2 separate regions of the Homo sapiens genome follow, and region 2 is linked to region 1. A link is a loop called in an ENCODE intact Hi-C map of the cell type or tissue named here. Cell type or tissue: heart left ventricle. All regions are shown on one strand. Each heading gives the region's core, and the rest is flanking DNA. Links, peaks and the distances in the headings are about the cores only. Region 1 overlaps DNAJC8 (DnaJ heat shock protein family (Hsp40) member C8). Region 2 overlaps EYA3 (EYA transcriptional coactivator and phosphatase 3).

Evidence for each region. Hi-C counts contacts between places; a loop is a spot of excess contacts. Peaks named below come from ENCODE experiments on the same cell type or tissue, not always from the same donor. Only the 100,000 strongest peaks of a DNase experiment are listed, where the experiment ranks them.
Region 2: a loop joins it to region 1, with 10 times the contacts of the local background. A loop is called at or near these places in 6 of 110 quality-filtered maps.

Annotation. Positions count from the first base shown.
Region 1 is chr1:28,203,498-28,214,867 of GRCh38, reverse strand. DNAJC8 (DnaJ heat shock protein family (Hsp40) member C8) reads left to right here. Exons shown (of 9, transcript NM_014280.3): 4 at 4,231-4,297; 5 at 4,802-4,896; 6 at 6,455-6,526; 7 at 9,519-9,610; 8 at 11,046-11,121. Among named protein-coding and RNA genes, the nearest start is that of DNAJC8, 24 kb to the left of the region's middle. In heart left ventricle, for the core only: a CTCF peak has its summit at 5,819 (motif pointing right); no DNase peak of the experiment used is centred there.
Region 2 is chr1:28,029,768-28,041,137 of GRCh38, reverse strand. It overlaps EYA3 (EYA transcriptional coactivator and phosphatase 3), which reads left to right. Exons shown (of 18, transcript NM_001990.4): 5 at 2,233-2,299; 6 at 5,458-5,594. It also overlaps the pseudogene RN7SL559P. Among named protein-coding and RNA genes, the nearest start is that of EYA3, 53 kb to the left of the region's middle. In heart left ventricle, for the core only: a CTCF peak has its summit at 4,503; no DNase peak of the experiment used is centred there.

The sequences.
Region 1 (11,370 bases), core at 2,184-10,183:
ATTGACTTGATATGTTTGGGCCAAAATTTAACTTTTTTTTAAGGCTGTGTAACTGTTTTGTAAAAAAAAGCTCATAATAATATATAAAATCTTAAATAATTTAATGACCATAGCTTACCTATGAATAGAATGAATTTTATATCCAAATAGAATCTCTGCAACTCCTTAATTAAGAGGGATAAGTATAAAGTAGAATAATAGAGCTTGCATGGAGTTGTAACTACCAAACCCCCTGTCTTCTAGGAGGGAACATATCAAATGATTCATAGCACATTTTTATCTTTAAGACTCCATTTGTCTGTAATTTTATCTTTTATTTTTATTCTTATTTTTCGAGACAGAGTCTTGCTTTGTCGCCCACGCTGGAGTGTAGTGGCATGATCTCAGGTCACTGCAACCTCCACCTCCTGGGTTCAAGCAGTTCTCCTGCCTCAGCCTCCCAGGTAGCTGGTATTACAAGTGCATGCCACCACACCCGGCTAATTTTTGTATTTTGGTAGAGACAGAGTTTCCCTATGTTGGCCAGGCTGGTGACGAACTCCTGACCTCAAGTGATCTACCTGCTTCAGCCTCCCCAAAATGCAGGAATTACCGGTGTGAGCCACTGCACCCGGCCGTAATTTTATCTTTTGCCAACTTAAATGAATACCTAAGAGATAACTGGTATAAAGAGTGCTTTTTGAAAGTTCTCCAGGAAAGGAGATCTATAGCTTCTGAATCTTGCCCATTCGTAGGTTTAATAACTGGAACTACAAAGTTTTAAAGTAAACTTAAAAAAAAAATCCTTCCAGTTTTGACAGCTGAGTAACCCTCCCCCCAGCCTTTTTTTCTTAAAAATTATTATTATTTTTTGAGACAGGGTCTCACTCTGTCACCTAGGCTGGAGTACAGTGGTGTGATCTTGGCTCACTGCAACCTGTGCCTCCTGAGTTTAAGCAATCCTCCCTCCTCAACCTCCCCAGTAGCTGGGACTACAGGTGTGCATCACCATGCTCAGATAATTTTTGTATTTTTTGTAGAGACAGAGTTTCGCCATGTTGCCCAGGCTGGTCTCAATTCTGGGCTCAAGCGATCTGCTGGCCTCAGCCTCTCAAAGTGCCATGATTACAGGCATGAGCCACCGTGCCTGGCTACCTTTTTTTCTGAGTTGAATAATCGTAGTCCCTATAATTTGCCTTTGCAAATTGGATTTTCTATATATTCCATGTCTTTTAAAAAAACTTTCCTTAGCTTCTTTATAGTCTTATGTACTTCATATTTTAATAGGGTCTGACCAGAGCTGAATGTAATTTTCAGCTTCTGATGAGATACTTGTTAATATCCAGTGGTGTGCTTGTTTCTTCAGTACAGTAATTTTCCCCATATTGCTGACTCATAGTCATTTTCTGATCTACAGTTAAGCCAAGATGTTTTTTAACTTGGTCTACGTAATCATATCCCATTATATAACTTTATAGCTTTTTTTTTTCCTTCCTAAGCTCTACTCTATACTTATATTTAGCTTTTTCCTTTTTCTAAAATTTCAAATTTTCTAATATGCATTACTAATCATTCCCATATTAATAAGCATTTAAGTTCATAGTCAAAACAATTTTTTATGTAGCTACATAAATAATAAGAGTTAAGAATTCTTAATAAATCATTAATATGGACTGATAGTTAAGAGTGTGCATATTGGAGCTATACAACTAGTTTAAATCTTGACTGTACCACTTAACAAGCAGTGTAAACTTGAGCAAGTTACATTTAACCTTTCCGTGTCTGTTACCCCGTTTGTAAAATGTAATAATGGTGTCTATCCCATGAGTTTGTTGTAAGAATTTAAATGATGTATTACACAGAAGGCATTTAGAGTAACTCTTGGCACATAATGTATCCTCACTATATGCTAACTATTGTCAGCGTGTGTTAGTCTGCTAATTTCTTTACTTGCATTGTTTGTTTCATTCTTATATCAGCCCAATTAGATATAGGTACATAGTATTATCTCATTTACAGAGCAGGAAGCGGAGGCAGAGATAGGTTAAGTGATTTGCTCGAGGTCTCATAGCTAGTAGGTGATTGAAGTTGGAATTAGAACCCAGCATAATGGTTCCAGTAATGCTGAACGGAGCGTTAGATTCCCATTTGTTCTCATTCCCCGACATAGTTCCCTGGGTTCCAACTAGTTGGTTTCTGTCAATTGACAATATGTCATGGTTTTTAACTGTGAGTATCTGAATTACCTATGAAAGTTCTTTTTTTTTTAGCTGGTTTATTATAAAAATTTTATATAGAAAAAAGAATGGACAAGCATAGTGGCTCATGCCTGTAATCCTAGTATTTTGGGACATTGAGTCGGGCAGATTGCTTGAGCTCAGGAGTTCGTGACCAGCCTGGGCAACATGGTGAAACCCCGTCTCTACAAAAAACGAAAAACAACAACAGCAAAAGCCAAAAATTAGCCGTGCCTGTAGTCCCAGCTACTCAGAAGGCTGAGGTGGGAGGATCACTTGAGTCCAGGAGATTGAGGCTGCAGTGAGCTGGGATAGCACCATTGCACTCCAGCCTGGATGATAGAGCAACACTCTGTCTCAAAAAAAAAAAAAAAAAAAAGAATAGAACAACGAATATTCATGTATCCACCATCTATATTGAATAGTTAATTTCATTTATATATATATATATATATATATATATATATATATATATATATATATTTATTTATTTATTGAGACGGAGTCCGGCTCTGTCACCCAGGTTGCAGTACAGTGTTGCGATCTTGGCTCACGGCAGCCTCCACCTCCTGAGTTCAAGTGATTCTCTTGCCTCAGCGTCCTGAGTAGCTGGTATTATAGATGTGTGCCACTGTGCCTGCCAAATTTTTGTATTTTTAGTAGAGACGGGGTTTCACCATGTAGGCCAGGCTGGTCTCGAACTCCTGACCTCAAGTGATCTGCCAGCCTCAGCCTTCCAAAGTGCTGGGATTACAGGCGGGAGCCACTGCTCCTGGCAGACACTGACTATATATTTAACTATATATTTTTGGCTGAATCATTGTAAATTGCAATAAACCATGATGCTTTACCCCTAAATACTTCAGCTTGTACCCTTCCCAAAAAAAGGACATTTTCTTGCATAATCACTTATCCCACCTAACAAAATAAGGGCTAATTCCCTACGATCATCTGAAACCCAGTCTAGTAGAGGTTTACAAAGTGCAGATGCCAAAGACTAACTCAGAAGGTCTGAGGGTGGAAATTAGAATGTTGTCTTTTTCAGAAGCTTCACAGGGTTGGAGCACAGGCAGAATGAGAAACTGCTTTAGATTAGGAGTTCTTTTAGGAGAGAGTTGATGTCTCATACCTGCTTTAGCCACCTTAGTGCTTAGTACAGGTTGAGTATCCCTTATCTGAAATGCTTGAGACTAGAAGTATTTCAGATTTCAGATTTTTTCAGATTTTGGAATATTTGCAGAATGCATAATGGTCGAGCATCCCTAATCCGAAAATTCAAAATGTTCCAATGAGCGTTTCCTTTGAGCATCATGTTAGCACTCAGAAAGTTTCAGATTTTGGAGCCTTTTGGATTTTGGGTGCTCAACCTGCATAAGGAACATAATAGGAACTTGATACCTTTCAGTCTCCCTCCTCCCCCAAATTATTACAACATCTTCATAGTGCTAGGCTTCCATTTGTTTTTGTTTTTGTTTTTGTTTTTGTTTTTTCCTGGAGACAGGGTCTCACTTTGTTGCCCAGGCTGGAGTGCAGTGGCACAATCTCAACCTCCCAGGCTCAAGTGATTCTCCCACGTTAGCTTCCTAAATAGCTTGGACTACAGGCGACCACCACCATGTCTGGGTAATTAAAAAATTTTTTTTTTGTAGAGACAGGGTCTTGCTATGTTGCTCAGGCTGGTCTCGAAGTCCTGGGCTTAAGTAATCCTCTCACCTCAGCCTCCCAAAGTGGTGGGATGACAGGCGTGAGCCTCTGTGCCTGGCATGTTTGGTCTCAACTTTGTGATTAAAACCTGAAATGTTTCCTAGTTGTACCTTTACCTTTTGGTGCTTGAATTTTGTTAAAGATCAGTATTTCTGGGCATTTAAAGAGATTTGTTAATTTTTTAAATGCTTTTGCTAAGAGTCTCTTTTTGCCGTAGGACCTTAGAGCTTTTGGTTGTAACGAGACAGGGCAGGCTGGAAGTTAGTAAATGTTTCCCTTATTGACAACCCCAACTTTTCTCTTATTGTAGTTATCCATCTTGGTGCATCCTGACAAAAATCAAGATGATGCTGACAGAGCACAAAAGGCTTTTGAAGGTATTTGTAAATTTACCTGCTTCTGAGTATTAGATTGTGAATGGCAGGGCCTAACTGTTCCTTGTCCTAGATCAAGCAAAGACTGTTATAGTTTTGTCTTCTGGTCACCAAGAAGCTGTGGTTTTCAGTAGAGCAGTTGCCATTTCAAAGCAGAATGTTGTTGTTTAAGAAGTAGACCTTAACTTTGCTTTGTTAAAACTTTTATATGCCAACAAAGACTGTTATTGCATAGGATCATTTTTTTTCTTTGAACATAAAGAATTTTATCACTGAATTAAATCCAGATGTAGTGTATTTAGCCTTGAGTATATATTTAATTTTTTCCAAGGCTCTTAAGGAAAGTCATTGCTATAGTTGAATGTTTTTTTTAACTTAGTTTAACGACAGTAAATAATTAAAGTAGGGAATGCTTTAGAGAGCACAAGTCCATTTACACTGCCTGAGTATAGTTCAGACTTTCAGAGGGTGTTTGCAGAAACAGTTAATTTCAATGTTTTGCATTAGCTGTGGACAAAGCTTACAAGTTGCTACTGGATCAGGAGCAAAAGAAGAGGGCCCTGGATGTAATTCAGGCAGGAAAAGAATACGTGGAACACACTGTAAGTATTTATAGTGCTGCTGTGTTTACAGGAAGTATCAGCAAGCCTTGGGCACCTTGTAGAAGGGTACATATGAACATAGTAATGCCTACTGGCACAACCTGTGGCTACTTCTGTGCTCTCTACCACTTTGCTGTGGTGGTCATGAATAGTGTGTGCCTGAAGCTGTAATTCACCCCTAAGAGAAGAACTCAGATGAGGAGTAGCTGGTACACTGCTCCTACCTCTTTCCCTACCAGTCCTGTGTTGGGGAGAAAGGGTTGTTCTCTCCCTCTCATCACATATTGCCACTTACCCCATTCTTAGAGTGGAAACGTGGAGCAGCCTGTGACTCTTGACTCTTGATTTTTATTCTTGTCCCTGTGAAGGGTTTGCAACAAGGCTTGGCAAAGGCTAGCAAGAGGATAGGCGTAAACTTTTTTTAAAATAGGAGGAGGTTTATGTCCATCTTAATAACAGAGTTGGGAAGAACTCAGTTGAAGGAAACTGAGTTGTAGCTGGTGTTATTTTTGTTTGCTCTTGAGGGCATACATAAGTCTCCAATGTGGTGGGAAATGTCAGTATGGCTTTCCCAAGGTAAGAAAGGTCTTTTAACTTTTTACTTGCTGGGGCAAGAATCTTGAGGTCATTTGTAAGAGCTGCTTCAATTGTGATTGGATGACTTTTCACATGAAGAGCTTTGAAATCTGAGACAACTTTATAACCATAATAATGAATCCAGTTTCGGTGAGGAAAATGGATAAGAAGAGGAGACAAAGGGCCCATAACTATATCCTGCGGGTCATGTGTTGGAAATGGCACTTGTAGGCCCTATCCTGGTAGAAATAGGGAAAGTGCCTGACAGTTTCTCCTTAAATCATTGTGGCTTCGTATGTCTTTCACCTGTAAGAAAGTCATCCTTAGGCTTCCTGACCACAGGGTGGCAGTAGGGCCTTTCTGAGCTTAGAGGGTACTTGGCCTTTGCTGGTATAATAGACTGGTTAGTTCATGGAGTAGTGTCATTCTTGTATGAATTCGTATATTTATTTATTTATTTTTTATCTCAGTAGTGGCCAATGTGATAAAAGTATCAGTTAATATGATATGTGGTTTAAGGAGGTTCCATGGTGAAAGTGATCAAGAATGCAGTTATAGAAATGCCAGAAAAACTACTTGGACATAATGCCACAGATTCTGTAGCTTCTTCTAAAACTTGACAGATATATTTGCTTTGCTCTAAACACATAACCACAAGCCAAGAAAGGTAAATAAGTAGTCTGTTTCAAAGACTTTTTGGATCTGATGAGTTGGGGACAACCTCCCGTTGGTCCCCTTTCATCTTTCATTCTTCCTGGTAGATTGGATTTTAGATGAGATTAGAAAAAGGACTTGTGGTTCCTAATTTTCCTTGATTCTGTTGTTCTTTTGAGGAGGGAGGGGAGGGGCTCTTTTTTTTTTTAATGAAAACTTTTTGCTATACCCGTGCCTATAGAAAGTTAAATATATTGTATGTGTACAGCCCAGTGGATATTCTCAAAGCACAGATGCTCGTCTTTTGATGAAAAAAAATTCTTTTTAGGTGAAAGAGCGAAAAAAACAATTAAAGAAGGAAGGAAAACCTACAATTGTAGAGGAGGATGATCCTGAGCTGGTGAGTTAAATATAGGAAAAGCCACTGTATCTTGTGTGATTGTGTCTACGAATTGGTGGGTTACAGAGACAGAAGCCAAAAGAATGATGAATATATGCTATTTCACATTTATTTATTTATTTATTTATTATTTTTGAGACTGAGTTTCACTCTTGTTGCCCAGGCTGGAGGGCAATGGCGCGATCTCGGCTCACTGCAACCTCTGCCTCCTGGGTTCAAACGATTCTTCTGCCTCAGCCTCCCAAGTAGCTGGGATTACCAGCATGTACCACCATGCCCGGTTAATTTTGTATTTTTAGTAGAGATGGGGTTTCTCCATGTTTGTCAGTCTGGTCTCGAACTCCTGACCTCAGATGATCCGCCTGCCTTGGCCTCCCAAAGTCCTGGGATTGCAGGCTACAGGCATGAGCCACCCTGCCCGGCCTCTGGCTAATTTTTTTGTATTTTTAGTAGAGACGGGGTTTCATCATGTTGGCTAGGCTGGTCTTGAACTTCTGACCTCAGGTGATCCACCCGCCTCGGCCTCCCAAAGTGTTGGGATTACAGGCATGAGCCACCGTGCGCGGCCTAATTTTTATTTTTTAAAAAAACATTTTATTTGGCTGGGCGCAGTGGCTCACGCCTGTAATCCCAGAAATTTGGGAGGCCGTGGCGGGTGGATCATGAGATCAGGAGTTCGAGACCATCCGGGCCAACATGGTGAAACCCCGTCTCTACTAAAAATACAGAAATTATCTGGGCGTGGTGGCACGTGCCTGTAATCCCAACTACCCGAGAGGCTGAGGCAGGAGAATTGCTTGAACCTGGGAGGCAGAGATTGCAGTGAGCCAAGATCGCGCCACTGCACCTCCGCCTGGTGACATAGCAAGACTCTGTCTTAAAACAACAACAACAACAACAACAACAACAAACATTTTATTTGAACTTAAAACATATAAATATACATTTATTTATGTATTTGTTTGAGACGGGGTCTTACTCTGTTGCCCAGGCTAGAGAGCAGTGGTGCGATCTCAGCTCACTGCAACCTCTGCCTCCCAGGTTCAAGTGATTCTCCTGCCTTAGCCTCCTGAGTAGCTGGGATTACAGATGCCCGCCATCAAGCCTGGCTAATTTTTGTATTTTTAATAGAGACGGGATGTCATCATGTTGGTCAGGCTGATCTCAAACTCCTGACCTCAAGTGATCTGCCCTCCTCGGCCTCCCAAAGTGCTGGGATTACAGGCGTGGACCACCGCACCTGGCCCAATTTTTTTCAGTTGTTTTTTTTTTTCCTGATTATAAAAGAACACATGCTAATGATAGAAAATTTGGAAAAAGAGAAATATAAAAAATATAAAATCGCAGTGTCTGTCTATCCCGTGTATGGAGCTTTTAAATATACTGAGCTATTCATTACAGACTCCTTTATCCCTTTGATGTTTGTCTTTATTAGGGACTGGGGTTGAAGCATTGCTTTTAGTGAGCAGTGTCTAGCAGGTAACAGGATAAAAGAGAAGTCACAGAGATTTAGGGACTTCTTTATTTTCCTTTCTCTCCATATATCACTCTTTGCTCCAGTGTCTGATTTTAGAATTTAGGCACTATTAAATATGCATGACAGATTACTTTTGTACTTCCATGTCTATTTAAAATACTTTATATCTGGAGAAAAATATTTAAAGGTAGAATAACATAAGCTGTGTTCTTAAGAACTCTTGAAAATAAAGAATTAAAAACTGGTAGGGAGGGCATTGTGATTTCATTAACTTAGTGTGACAGGGGCTGGGTCACTTACGTTCACTTATTTTTTTGTAATTCTTTTTAGAGATAGGGTCTCCCTTTGTCACCCCGGCTGGAATATAGTGGCATGATCTTAACTCACTGCAGCCTTGACCTCCTAGGCTCAAGTGATCCTCCCACCTTAGTGGATATTATACATTCTAATAATAACCTCTGGTGGCTCATACCTATAATCCAAGTGCTTTGGGGGCTGAAGTAGGAGGATCTTTTCAGCTTAGGAGTTGAGGCTGCAGTGAGCTATGATCACACCACTGCACTCTAGCCTGGGTGACAGATTGAGACCCTGTTTCAAAAACAATAATAATAAATAATAATAGCTTCTGTTCCTATCATTGTAAGACTATCATATAATATACTTTTTTAAAAAAGAGATAGAGTCTTGCTCTGTTGTCCAGGCTGGAGTGCAGTGGCATAGTCATGGCTCACTGCAGCCTTGACCTCCTGAGCTCAAGCGATCCTCCCACCTCAGCCTTCTGAGTAGCTGGGACTACAAGTGTGCGCCACCACACCTGGTTAATGTTTTATTTTTAATATTTTTTGTAGAGATGGGATCTCACTATGTTGCTCAGGGTGGTCTCAAACTCCAGGGCTTAAGTGATCCTGCTGTCTTAGCCTCTTGAAACGCTGGATCTACAGGTGTGCACCACCATGCCCCGCTAATTTTTGTTTTTGAGACGGAGTTTCCCTCTTGTTGCCCAGGCTGGGGTGCAATGGCATGATCTCAGCTCCCTGCAACCTCTGTCTCCTGGGTTCAAGTGATTCTCCTGCCTCAGCCTCCCGAGTAGCTGGGATTACAGTCACGCACCAACATGCTTGGCTAATTTTTGTATTTTTGATAGAGACAGAGTTTCACCATGTTGGCCAGGCTGGTCTTGAACTCCTGGCCTCAGGTGATCTGCCCACCTTGGCCTTCCAAAGTGCTGGGATTACAGGTGTGAGCTACTGCGCCTGGCCTGCACGCTAGTTTTAAAAAAAATTTTTTTGTAGCAATAGAGTTTCACTATGTTGCCAGGGCAGTCAAGCTCTTAGCCTCAAACGATTCTCCTGCCTTTGGCCTTCCAAAGTGTTGGAATTACAGATGTGAGCCACGGTGCACAGCCTGTGCCAGGTTTTAATCTGCTTTATCTTGGACTCCAGGTGAAAGTACATGGTTCAAGTTGCTGGTAAAAATATTTACTCTGATTTTCTTTTGTTCTTGATTTTCCTGTAGTTCAAACAAGCTGTATATAAACAGACAATGAAACTCTTTGCAGAGCTGGAAATTAAAAGGAAAGAGAGAGAAGCCAAAGAGATGCATGAAAGGTACATATCAGTATATTCATTTAAACCATATTTAAATACCTAGATTAACTAACATTGGTCTTTGGTGATTTTCCTAATGAGGGAATTATATAGTATACCATTTAAGAGACTATAAAAATAGTTACCTAAAAACAGTCAAGCTTTTGAATCACCAGGGTAAGTAGTTTTTTTCTTTGACTTTTGAGAATTATTGAATAGGTCTGTCCTTAGGGAGTGTATTTTTTATTTATTTTTTTGAGACACAGTCTTGCTCTGTAGCCAGGCTGGAATGCAGTGGTGCGATCTTGGCTCACTGCAACCTCCACCTCCCAGGTTCTAGCAGTTCCCCTGCCTCAGCCTCCTGAGTAGCTGGGACTACAGGTGTACACCACCATGCCCGGCTAATTTTTTGTATTTTAGTAGAGACAGGGTTTCACCATGTTGGCCAGGATGGTCTCGATCTCCTGACCTCGTGATCTGCCTGCCTTGCCCTCCCAAAGTGTTAGGATTACAGGCATGAGCCACTGCATGCTGCCAGGGAGTTTATTTATAATCAAGAGCCTTGTGTGTGTTCTTCCTGATGTCCTGGAGTGAAATAAGCAGTTATTAAGGCCATTGTTACTGAAGCCAGAACCTTTTGTGGGGCTAGTGGCTACAGCTTTGGTGAGTGTATAGTACTGTAGTGTCATCAGTAACAAAATGTTTAATGTTCTAAAATATGATTTCTCTTGAACATCAGAAATGTTAGAATTTCGCTTTTGTTGCCCAGGCTGGAGTGCAATGGCATGATCTTGGCTCACTGCAACCTCCACCTCCCCAGGTTCAGGTGATTCTCCTGCCTGGCTAATTTTTGCATTTTTAGTAGAGACGGGGTTTCACCATGTTGGTCAGGCTGGTCTCGAACTCCTGACCTCACATGATCCACCTGCCCCAGCCTCCCAAAGTGCTGGCGTTACAGGCATGAGCCGCTACATCCGGCCGAGTTTTGTTTCTGTATGTATTTTATATTGTTGCTTGGTAGGTACCAGTAACTAAAATTTGCTAGTTGAGGTTGTGTGAAATATCTTTGTTTTCGGATAGGGTTTTGTCCAGAGATCTTAAGAACTTTGGCTTTATAATGGTCATTCTGCTGAAATAAGGTGGCCTGTGTTCTCGACATAGCTTTGTCACTGAAAGAGCCCAAAACCTCAGATTGCTCTTGGCTGGGCTTTAGTTACTTTATCTGTGTAACAAGGATATTTATGTCTTTCCCCACAGCCATGCCCAAGTCTGATCTGCGTGTTTTAGAATGAGACATTCATGAAAATGCTATGAGCCCTTTCCAGACAGCCATCTTTGTAGACTTCTAGGGAATTGATTTACTATATATGCTTGCTTCTGTGGGGAGATGCCACCTTGTATGGTTAATTCAGTCTGTAAGTATCATATAAATACTATGATCTGGTTTTCCTCCTAGGAAACGACAAAGGGAAGAAGAGATTGAAGCTCAAGAAAAAGCCAAACGGGAAAGAGAGTGGCAGAAAAACTTTGAGGTAAATTTCCAAGGTGGCCAGGGATTCTAATTCCAGAATAAGGCAGCTTGGTTCCTGTGGCGCTCCCAGGACTGAGTGGGGCAGTCAGAGGGGAGTGGGATATGTGGGGAAGAGTGGGAGAGGTGAAGAATGAGGCTGGGCCTGCCTCAGCCTCCTGTAAGCTCTGTAGCCTTGGCAAGGACGATGAGGATCCCTGAATGGCTTTTTTAAAATTTATTTTTAAAAATTATTGTTTAATTTCTTTTTACA
Region 2 (11,370 bases), core at 1,053-9,052, 170 kb after region 1:
CCGGCCTCAGCCTCCCAAAGTGCTGGGATTACAGGCATGAGCCACCACACCCAGCCATTTCCTTCTTGTCAGGATGTAAGCAGCATACTTGCTCTTGTCAGATATAGAGGCTATTATTTGTGTTTCATATGCTATCTGTTTTTACCTTCCCCAAGGACTTTGGTACTATAGTTTTCTTGCCACCACTTGTGTGTCATCACGGTCTTCCCTTTTTATCCTTCCTGTCAGTAAAGAAACATCTTACCATTTTAAAACATAAACACTGCTCCCCCGACCCCCCCCTGCCCCTCCGCCCTTGGCTCCACATCTCTTACTAGTTATGGACCTTCTCTTTGTTCTGTGACATATCAGAACTTCTGCAAGAGTTGCCCTCACTTGCTTTTTCACCTCCCATTCACTTTTCCAGCCTCTCAAATTTAGCTTCTATCCTCACTCTTCCAGTGAAACTGCTGTCGTCAAGGCCATTAGTTATTTTCATGTTGCAAATTCTAGAATACGTTTCTCCTCACATTCTCCCTCTCAGTACTTTTCCTCCCACCTTTCTCCTTTGATGGCCCTTCTTTGGTGGGCCTCAGGGCTTAATTCTAGGCTACCATGTTTCCTCTTTTGGGATTCTCCGATCCATTACATTACTTTAAATATCTTGTACATGGTTAATGAATTCCATATTGATATTTCCAGTCTGACTTCTCCCCTGATTTCATTTGTGTATCAGACTGCCTGTTTGACATCTTTACTGGAAGGAAAATCATACCTAAGATCTTCAAAAAAGAACTTTCGATTCCTTTAGCCCCCGTGACATACACTCTTCTCCCAAACTTGCCCATCTTAGGAAGTGGTATCACTCTCCGTCTAGTTGTTTTCCTCATTCTCTACATCAAATCCATCAGAATGTCCTGTTAGTTTTACCTTCAGAATATATTTCAAAGTCTTTGCCTCATCCCCACTGTTGCTATTCTAGTCCAAGCCAGCATATTACTTACTTGATTCTTCTATAGTATAATGGATATTATATCTTGACTCTTTATAATCATTTTGTGGTTCCCAAGTACTGTGAAGATCAAGTCTCATTCATTCTCTAGAGAAGTGAAAATTGGCCTCAGTCTCCTAGGATGTTGTTGATTCCTTCCAGAATTAAATTAAATTGGAGGAAGATAAGGGTTTGGGTTTTTTAATATATGTGTCAACTGAGAACCATTATGTAGAATTCAAATAAACTTACCTTACATTCTTTGCAATGGATTGTCAAAACTTTAGATCTAATTGACATCTTCATTTTTGTCAAAATGATTAGAGGTGAATGTGATCTCCAATAATTATTTTTAAATACCTCAAACAATAGCATTGGACAAGCTCTTCTGTAATAAACTCACAGGTGTTGATTTGTCTTACTCTTGAGCATTTGAGTTGGCCCCTCATCTACTTTTGATCAAGGTTCTCTTTTTGGGTCAGGTACTCTTCCAGGGAACCTAATTAGACATAAAGTTAATTGGTTCACTTTTAATCAGATATTTACAGCGTTCATACCAGAAGTAGTAATCATGAGAGTCAAGCCTTCATAGCAGCTATTCCAGATGAAGTCATGGGGGTCAAGAGGACAATAGCTGGAAAAGTCTTTGAGAGTTCATCAGAGTATCACATCAGTTCCTCACGTCTGTCTGTGATTTGCCAAACTTAAAGCCTTCACTACAAAACAGAAAAAATAATAGTATAGAAGCATACTTGCATCTATTCTGCTGTTGATTATGCATAGCAGTAGCAGTGGTTTTAAAATAAGATTGGGTGCCTCCCCCAAATCTGTTTTCCTGCAAGTCATTCTTAAGGCTTTTACTCAATATAGTAAGCACTCAAAGAACAAATAAGCTGAAGTAGAATAATGTGGTTTTCCAGACATAAAGCTTGCTTTTTAAGTTTGCCTATCAGCATAGCCGAAAGCTTAGAAGGTTGCTTCATCTATTATTTTAGATCAGTAATGGGTAAAGGTAGAGATCCTTACCAACCTTCAGCTCTTTTCCATACCCCACCCTTCTTTTTTTAACTGCCTCTGGAAGTCTATAAACACATGTATAAACAAAAAAGTGAGATATTTTCTACCACATAGTCTTTCTATCTGGTGTCCAAGCTGTATTCTGTTAATTAGTTTGAAAGACTATACAGTGAGATGTGCAGTTTTCCCATTCCATTTTCGAAATGTTCTAACTTTTTAACCTGGTGATATTATCTTTCTTTCAGTTATGACATGCACCGATTACATCCCTCGCTCATCCAATGATTATACCTCACAAATGTATTCTGCAAAGTAAGTTGAATAATTATTTCCAAAATGCATATGCTTTTTCTGTAGATTCATTGCAAAATTTAATATTATTTTTCCTCTAAAATAATAGATATTTAAATTATTTTTACCTCTCTTATTCTATCGTCATTCCAATTTTTAATTCCCTCTAAATATAGTCTATGTAGTATCCTTTTAAAAAGTAGATGGTGTCTGCAATGGATCATTTTACACAAAAGCTTACTCTAAAATGAGTAGGCACTGAACATGCAAAATAGTGTTAGTGATCAACCATATCATTGATTGACCTCTGATCATTTTCTCTGTCCTGTACCTTGACATATAGCATACAGATTAATAAAAACAAGACTGAATTTCTCAGTCCAATCTGTGTTCGGTTTTTTTTTTTTTTTTTTTTTTTTTAAGATAGAATCTCACTCTGTTTGTTGCCCAGGCTGGAGTGCAGTGGCACGATCTTGGCTCACTGCAACCTCCACCTCCCGGGTTCAAGTGATTCTCCTGCCTCAGCCTCCCGGATAGCTGGGACTACAGGCATGCCACCACGCCCAGCTAATTTTTGTATTTTTTAGTAGAGATGGGATTTCACCATGTTGACCAGGCTGTTTTCAAACGGCTGACCTCAGGTGATCTGCCTACCTCGCAAAGTGCTGGGATTACAGTCGTGAGCCATCACGCCCAGCCTGTGTTCAGTTTCTTGATTGAGGAATGTCCTCAGAGTAGAACCGGGCTTGAAGTTAGACAGGTTTGGTGGGTTAGTCACTAAGAGGTTATGTTTTGGGCCTTCATGGGGTAAGATCAGCATTAATATCAGCCAGGTTTTTCATCTCCAAAGTGGGTAGGTGCAGAACAGTGTGTATACCAAGCTACCTATTGTGCGTAATAAAGAGTGGACCTATGCATACAAAGACACATACAAGTGCATTTATTAAGCCAGGATATGTGCTTATGTGCTTACAGCTGCTGGATACATAAAGAAATTGGTAACAAAAGCAAGAGATACTTTATGGGGCTGTTATAAAAAGGAAACTGTCTTTCTTTTCCCTGGTTATATCTGTTTTTACCTTTTGAATTTTCATTAATTAAAAAATAAACTAATTAAAAAGTCAACCCAATGAGTTCTTCTAATTTTTAATCTGGTATTAACACTAATGGTGTCCTTGGGCTAATCATTTTCATGTGACTTTCTTCTGTGAAATAACTGAACCTATTCTCTGAGATTATTATGAAGAAATTAGATACTAAATGTGAAAACACATTTGAGCTTTGGGCTACAAAGACTCTGCATGAAAAAGGACATTATGGTCTTTACCATATCTGGAGATTAATCCATTTAAGGTCACTAAGATTTAAATCATTCCCATGTGACTTGAGTAACAACTCTAACCTGAGCTATTTCCTGGACTCAGATCTGGCTAAGAAGAATAGTTATTTTTAAATTCAGTTTTTTAGAATGTACTGAGATGTTAATATGTTGCAGATTCCAAATTCATTTATTCATTCAGAAAGTATTTGCATACCTGCTACATTCAGAATTCCTTATTAGCTATCTTAATTATTCTATCTTAATTCAGACCTCTTTATTACTTATCTGAACTGTTTTTTAACTGGATCTCCATTTCCAGTTTCTCCTCCCTTTCTAAACCATTTTACAAAGCAGTGTCAAAATAATCTTTATTAAAGAACAGCTCTGATCTTGTCACTCTTTGCTCAATAATTTCAGTGGCTCTCAGTTTCAGATTTGCCTTTTAGCCTGGCATTCAAGGTCTTTGCTTCCTTTCTCTCGCTACTTCTCTTAATATACTTCCCTCAGTTATCTGTGCTCTTTGCAGGCCGAAGCCCTTGCTTTCCTTACTCTATACCCTCCAGGACTTTTTTCTTGTCCTAGAACACCCTTTCTCTCCCAGTTCTGTGCCTCTTATCTGCTCAGCTAGTATATCACTTCTTTATGGCCTTTCTTCATTTTCCTCTTCCCCCAAAGGTGAAAAAAAAAATTTCCCCTTTAAAACACCCCCTGCTATATTTTATTATGCTTACATGGTACAAATAGCATTTTCTTTTTTACTTATATATACAGTGTAACTCACCAAATGAGATAATTGGTATCTAAAAATTCAGTGCAATATCATGGATGAAACAATTATATCTGCTAGCTAGTGTAAAGTCCCAGGAGTTTCACTGCTGAAATCTCTAGCTATCCCTGATATGGTGGCACCAACTAGTGGCAGTATGCCCTGACTTAAATATCATTGAGGAGATTGAGTCCTGTCTGGAACTTCCCAGATTTTGTTACTTACCTGGGTTCTGTTTTGTAGACTTGATTTGAGGATATTGGAACCCATCTCTACTTCCGTTTTTTGATGTGTTTGCTTGCCTTTTCTCCACCAGCCTCACCCGCTTTTCCAGTCTCACTTTCCCTCTCAGAACTTTAGTTTGGTTCAAGGGGCAGGGTGGAGAATGAGAGCCAATTGCCAATCTTGTTCTCTTAGTTTTCTATTATATTAGGATTTTATTCTAGATGTAGGCATAAGAGCATGAATAAGTTTAATCCATCCTTGTGTCTCACATAGGGCCATGCATGTAGCACACTAGAAATGTTTGTAGGATAATTGGAACTTGGAGGGATGTTTGGAACTATTAAATTTTTCATAAAATTGTTCCTTGGGTTGATGATAGGAGAACGTAGAAAGGAGGAAAGACTTCTACTTTCTGATCATAAGAGCCATTTTAGGCCGGGCGCAGTGGCTCACGCCTGTAATCCCAGCAGTTTGGGAGGCCAAGGTGGGTGGATCACTTGAGGTCGGGAGTTCGAGGCCAGCCTGGCCAACATGGTGAAACACCGTCTCTACTAAAAATACAAAAATTAGCCAGGCATGGTGGTGGGTGCCTGTAATCCCAGGTATTTGGGAGGCTGAGGCAGAAGAATTGCTTGAACCGGGGAGGCAGAGGCTGCAATGAGTTGAGATCATGCCACTGCACTCCAGCCTGGGCGACAGAGCAAGACTCTGTCTCAAAAATAAAAAATTTTTGAAAAGAGCCATTTTATGTGGAAGATTAGTCTCCTTGTTGCAGATTCTTTGCTGTTAGTGGTGGTAGCTATTTTACCTATTTTTCGTTACTAAAGTAAATCACACAAAAGTTTTTGTTTTCATGAAATTTTCCAGACCTTATGCACATATTCTCTCAGTTCCTGTTTCGGAAACTGCTTACCCTGGACAGACTCAATACCAGACACTACAGCAGACTCAACCCTATGCTGTCTACCCTCAGGCAACCCAAACGTATGGACTACCTCCTTTTGGTAAGGCACTGTATTGTAAACAATTTCTAAGAATGTTGATTTTATTCCGCAGAAACTTTGATCAGCCATGCATCATTCTTTACAAAGCACTTAGTTACATATGTGGTTGGGTATGCAACTTTGCAACAGTATGTTTGATGCATGTAATAAAAAAATCATAGTTTTTCAGTACTCATTTAGCTATTTTGTATGTACTAAGTCTTGACCCTGAAGCTTGGAATCTTTAAGTGTTTGGTAAATTCTTTGAGGATTTGCTATTGATTTGACTTACTTTATATACAATGTAGTATGGTACTATCATTAGGAAAGCATAATAAATATATTTCGAGGTGGCCAATTTCTTGCTAACACCAGGTAGTCTGAATATGTATCATAGTTTGCTCTGTGGGGTTTTTTTTGCCAACTTCTCCCTCTCCTTTCTCCCCTAACCCCACCCAAAACTGATCAGATATTGTTCTGCTGAACCAAAAAGTCATTTTAGAATACCGGAAATCCCCAATTTTCTTATAACCTTATGTGCCTAGGGAGTTATTTTCATTGGTTTTAGGTGTCTTGGACATGAACTATAAATTAAAATGATTTATCAGAAGTCACTTTAAGGTTCTTTGGGCACTTAATATCTGTGCTTATTTTTCTATGTGTGTAAATGCAGTGTGCTTCATTGCTCCTTCCCTGCTTTCCTGAAATGGGTGCCAGAAAATTAAAAGAATACTATATTATTTAAAAATATGTAATATGTAACAAAATTATATTTCTATAGGCTTTATTTAATCAAGCTACGAATTAGAAAAATTTTCCAGACAGATGACCACACAGATTCTGGATGTATTAATGTACCTGCATCTAGTTTCTGCATTCCTGTTTCTCCTGACCTGTTTGGCTACTCTTTTATGATATTGGCAGCTTTCTTACTTTTAGGCTTGTTAGAATTCTTTGGCTCCTGGTAACTGCTAGAAATAAGAATTGGGAATTATGTTTAATAATAGTGGGGTTGATAACTTCATATGAAATGGGAAACAAATTTTCTTGTTTCCCCATTTGTATATCCATGTTTCCATGCCTGTTAGTACCAGCCAGGGTACTCAGATCTTATATTTATGATATGATTAACCAGCCAACACTGAATGGACCTTTTGAAAGACCCCTCTGTGAATATGTTTGTGTTTATTTCTTTTTGGTTATTTAAAGCTGATTTTTCAACAGTTGACTAATAATAGGCTAGCAATTATAATTTTTAAATTACAGTTTTTTAAATCTTCTGTTTTGATTTGAATTATTATTATTAGCCCTTTACAACAGTTGATCATTCCTGCTGTTCAATATTAAATACAACTCCTATTACATCTCTGAGCATGATTTATGGAATACCTCAGATAATTCTGTGTGCATATGGATCCTAGATATAATTAATTTTTTAAATGATCACTATATTTCCCTTAAACTATTATTATTATTATTTTGAGACAGAGTCTCGCTGTGTGCACCACCAAGCCTGCCTAATTTTTGTATTTTAGTAGAGACAGGGTTTCACCATTTTGGCCAGCTGGTCTCAAACTCCTGGCCTCAAGTGATCTGCCCAGCTTGGCCTGCCAAAATGCTGGGATTACAGGCATGAGCCACCACGCCCGGCCCCGTTTGGGCAGATCTCTTGAGGCCGGGAGTTCGAGACCAGCCTAGCCAACATGGTGAAACCCTGTTTCTATTAAAAATACAAAAAAAAAATTAGCCGGGCATGGTGGTGGGCACCTGTAATCCCAGCTACTCAGGAGGCTGAGGCATGAGAATCACTCGAACCTGGGAGACAGAAGTTGCAGTGAGCCGAGATGGTGCCACTGCACTCCAGCCTGGGCGACAGAGCAAGACTGTCTCAAAAATAATAATAATAATAATAATAATAATAATACATTAAAAAAGAAAAAAATTCTGTAAAGTAAATAGATCTCTATTAAAACCTTGAAGGATACATGTTTATATTGTATGCTGGTAATATTGTTAATAATAGGCTCCTTTAATAATCTGGTTTTGTTTAATATTTGAGGGCAAGGAAGACTTGTGTTTCCCAATTTCTTCTATCAGTAATTCAGAAAGAGATAATCATTAGCTTAAATTTGACTTTAAGTAATGTATGAGACTTACTGGAGAGAGATTTTGGTTGGGGTAATGTGAATGATAGAGATGGCATATTCTCAGAATTTACCAGAGAAATTATAAGAGAGGTTTGTAAAACTTTTAAAAGTGACTGTATTTTGAAAAGATGTTTTCTTGTGTTTTATCATGTGGCTTTTTTTGGTAATGTGTTAAATTAAGTAGGAGAAAACACTTGATTTCTTTCTTTCGAAATCAAGATTTTGATACATTGTGTCATCTTAGTGCTGCCTGTTTTCAGATTAGCTAATTCGTTTTATTTCAGATGCAAATAGGGCTTCAGAAAAATTCATTATAATAATATTACCTTGTCTCTATTATTTACTATAATAAGCTGTATACTAAGAATAAGTATTTCACGCTGTATAGTATTGTCTCATGTAATCCTCAGAACAGCCCTAAGAGGTAAGCTAGCTTTATCCCTTTTTATAGGGGAGAAGCAGAGTTAAATCATGTGCCCAAAGTTCATACAATTAGTAAAAGCCTGGGATTATAATTGAACCCAGGATTGTTTCATTCTAGAAGTGCTCATAACTTTAGGTCTATATCAAAAAGATGGTCTCAGAGTTGAGTTTGAAATTAAAAAGCTTCCTCCTCTTGAAGAAAGGAGAAAAGACTAGAAGAAATCTAAGAAGGCTATATGATGAGTAATCTTTTAAAGTAAAGAAATACTGATCATATTCTTCCCAGAGCTGTATACAAATGGGGTGGGATGGCAGAAAGGGGATTAGAAGTTTAACTTCTAGGAATCTGAAGGAGTATGTGTAAGGAAAAGGGTACTTGTTTAATGTTAGTGGGAGTTATAAAATATGCCTTTAGGTGCCACTGTTCTGATTTCTTTTAAAAGAACTTTAATGTGAGTTGGAGGAGTGGGTGATATGCATTAAGAGCCTTAAGGATGTTCATTTCATTTCCCTCAGTAATTTCACTTCTGGGAATGTATCCTATGGAACTAATTAGAGATACCCACAAAAATGTGCTGACCAACATACTCATTGAAGCATTATTTATAATATGAAAAAACTGAAAACCTAAAACTTGAATATTAAGGTATGTGTTAAATTGTATATGGCTGCTGCATAGCCATTATAAATCATCTTCTTAAAAAATATTTAGGGTCTTGAGAAAACAGTGTATTATTAATTGAAAAAAGCAATATGTAATAGCAAAAACACAATGTTGTAATACCAATTTAGTATTTTTAAAAATATGTGTATAGCCAGGTGCGGTAGTGCATGCCTGTAGTTCCAGCTACTTGGGAGACTGAGGTAGGAGGATCGCTTGAGCCCAGGAGTCCTGGGCTGTAGTGCGCTATGCTGATTGGGTATCTTCACTAAGTTCAGCATCAATGTGGTGACCTCCTGGGGGTGGGGGACCGCCAGGTTGCCTAAGGAAGGGTGAACTGGCCCAGGTTAGAAACAGCAGGTTAAAACCCCATTGCTGATCAGTAGTGGGATCATGCCTGTGAATAGCCACTGCACTCCGGCGTGGACAATGTAGTGAGACCTTGCCTCTAAAAAGAAAAAAAAAATGTGCGTAAAGAATAATTGGAAGCAAAAAAAGTGGCTGTTTTTCCTACAGACGTTTTAAAAAATATATACATATACTTTGTTTATAATCAGGAAAAGTACTTACATTAAATTACTTACTATTTATAATAGCCTATCCAAATGAGCTGCTGAATCAACAAGCCAAAATATCCTTTCATGTGCTTTTTCTAGCATTGGTGTGTACTTCAGTTCCTCACCAGACTAATCTCTAAAGAGCACTATACGAGTTACTATAAATTGAACTGATGAGATTAGTTTGGATAGTGACTAATCAATAGTGAAGTACTTGTGCTGAGAAACTTGGGTAGAGTTTGTGATAAGACCCCATTCTGGGGGCATCAGGAAGGCACTCAGAGACAGACTTACTTACCCATTGTTAGCTTGACAGTTTCTCTGCAGCAGGCTCTTGATGCTTAAAAGTACTTGAGAAACTTGGTAGTTGTTGGCATAGAGCAGTGGACTGGGAGTCCTGTAATTAGGGTTTGGTTTCCTTGTTTACTATGAGCAATAGTGCTGTGGAGTCAAACCATTGGATCATGCTGCCTATTATCTGGAATTCTGGGAGGGTTGCTTTTAGAGGAAGATGATTTGCATGTCTGAAGAGCCAGGTCTACAGTGATGCTGGAGGTACTGTCTGTATTGTTTTTTATTCCTCATAAAATAATTATATATTAGACATCTACTTTATGTTTCTGGCCAAAGATATTCAAAACTAGCTAGCTATCTCCTACTTATTTTGGACATTTGTGTTCTAATTTTTGATCTTATAAGAGGGAGACTATCAAAACATTCTCAGTTGATACTATTGTTATTAATAAGGTATTATTTTCATATAGTGTAAAAATAAACATGTTTATAAATCTACCACCTTAGGGTCAAAACCTATTTGGAAAAAGAAATCACAGTGATGACAATAAATCTGAAAGTTATTGTGACATTGAAATAGCAATTTGTTTACCAAAAAGTGTGATATACAATCAGCAGGAATCATAGCACTGATACTCACATTTTACATCATAAATGTTTTAAAAATGACATTCTCAAATATTTTTATTGTTGAAAATCAGACATGGCAAGAATCTTAATTATGGCTAATCTGGACAAGACATTTAAATGATCATGAATTATGATGGGGCAAACGCTTCTAATTCATGCTAGCGATGTCAGTATTCCTCAGTCTCTTAAAATAAGTTATTTCATGTGATTAATAGATGAGAAAAGAATATTACATTTTCTTTTTATGCATTAAGAGTTTGGGGCAAAGCCAGGCACGGTGACCCATACCTATAATCCCAGCACTTTGGGAGGTCAAGGCAGGAGGATCATTTAAGGCTAGGAGTTTGAAACCAGCCTAGGCAATATGACAAAACCTTGTCTCTGCAAAAATACAAAAAGTAGCCAGGCGTAGTGTGCCTGTGGTCCCAGCTATTCGGGGGTTTGAGGCAGGAGGATCCCTTGATCCCAGGAGGTTGAGGCTGCAGTGAGCTATGATTGCACCACTGCCCTCCAGCCTGGGCAACAGAGCAAGACCTTGTCTCAAAAAAATTAAGAAGTGATTATCATATCCCACTGTTGGTCTTTTTAAGACTTTCATATTTCTCTTTACTATTCCTAAATGTACTTATCAACAAATTGGACAAATCTGAGTTGCACTGAAGTATCTCAGTGCCCTGGTGAAGCAGAGGTTCTCATTCTCAAAGTATTGTATTTTTAATTGCATATATGTGTTCATTGGCTATAAATTCAATCACTCCTAGTTTATCAGAGTAGGAGCAAATAAATGAGATGAGTTAATGTTGAGTTTGAAGTCATGGCTAACCTTAGTATTGATATCATACATGGAATGTGTTTGGTTGATGAACCTTCTTAGACCTAATTATCAGCTTCAACTACACTAACCCAGTAACCATAGCTATTCAGAACACAGTGAACAACCAGGCATTAAGATTTTTGGGGCCTGGCATGGTGGCTTGTGCCTGTAATCCCAACACTTTGGGAGGCTGAGGTGGGTGGAACTCCTGAGGTCAGGAGTTCGAGACCAGCCTGACCAACATAGTGAAACCCCATCTTTACTAAAAATA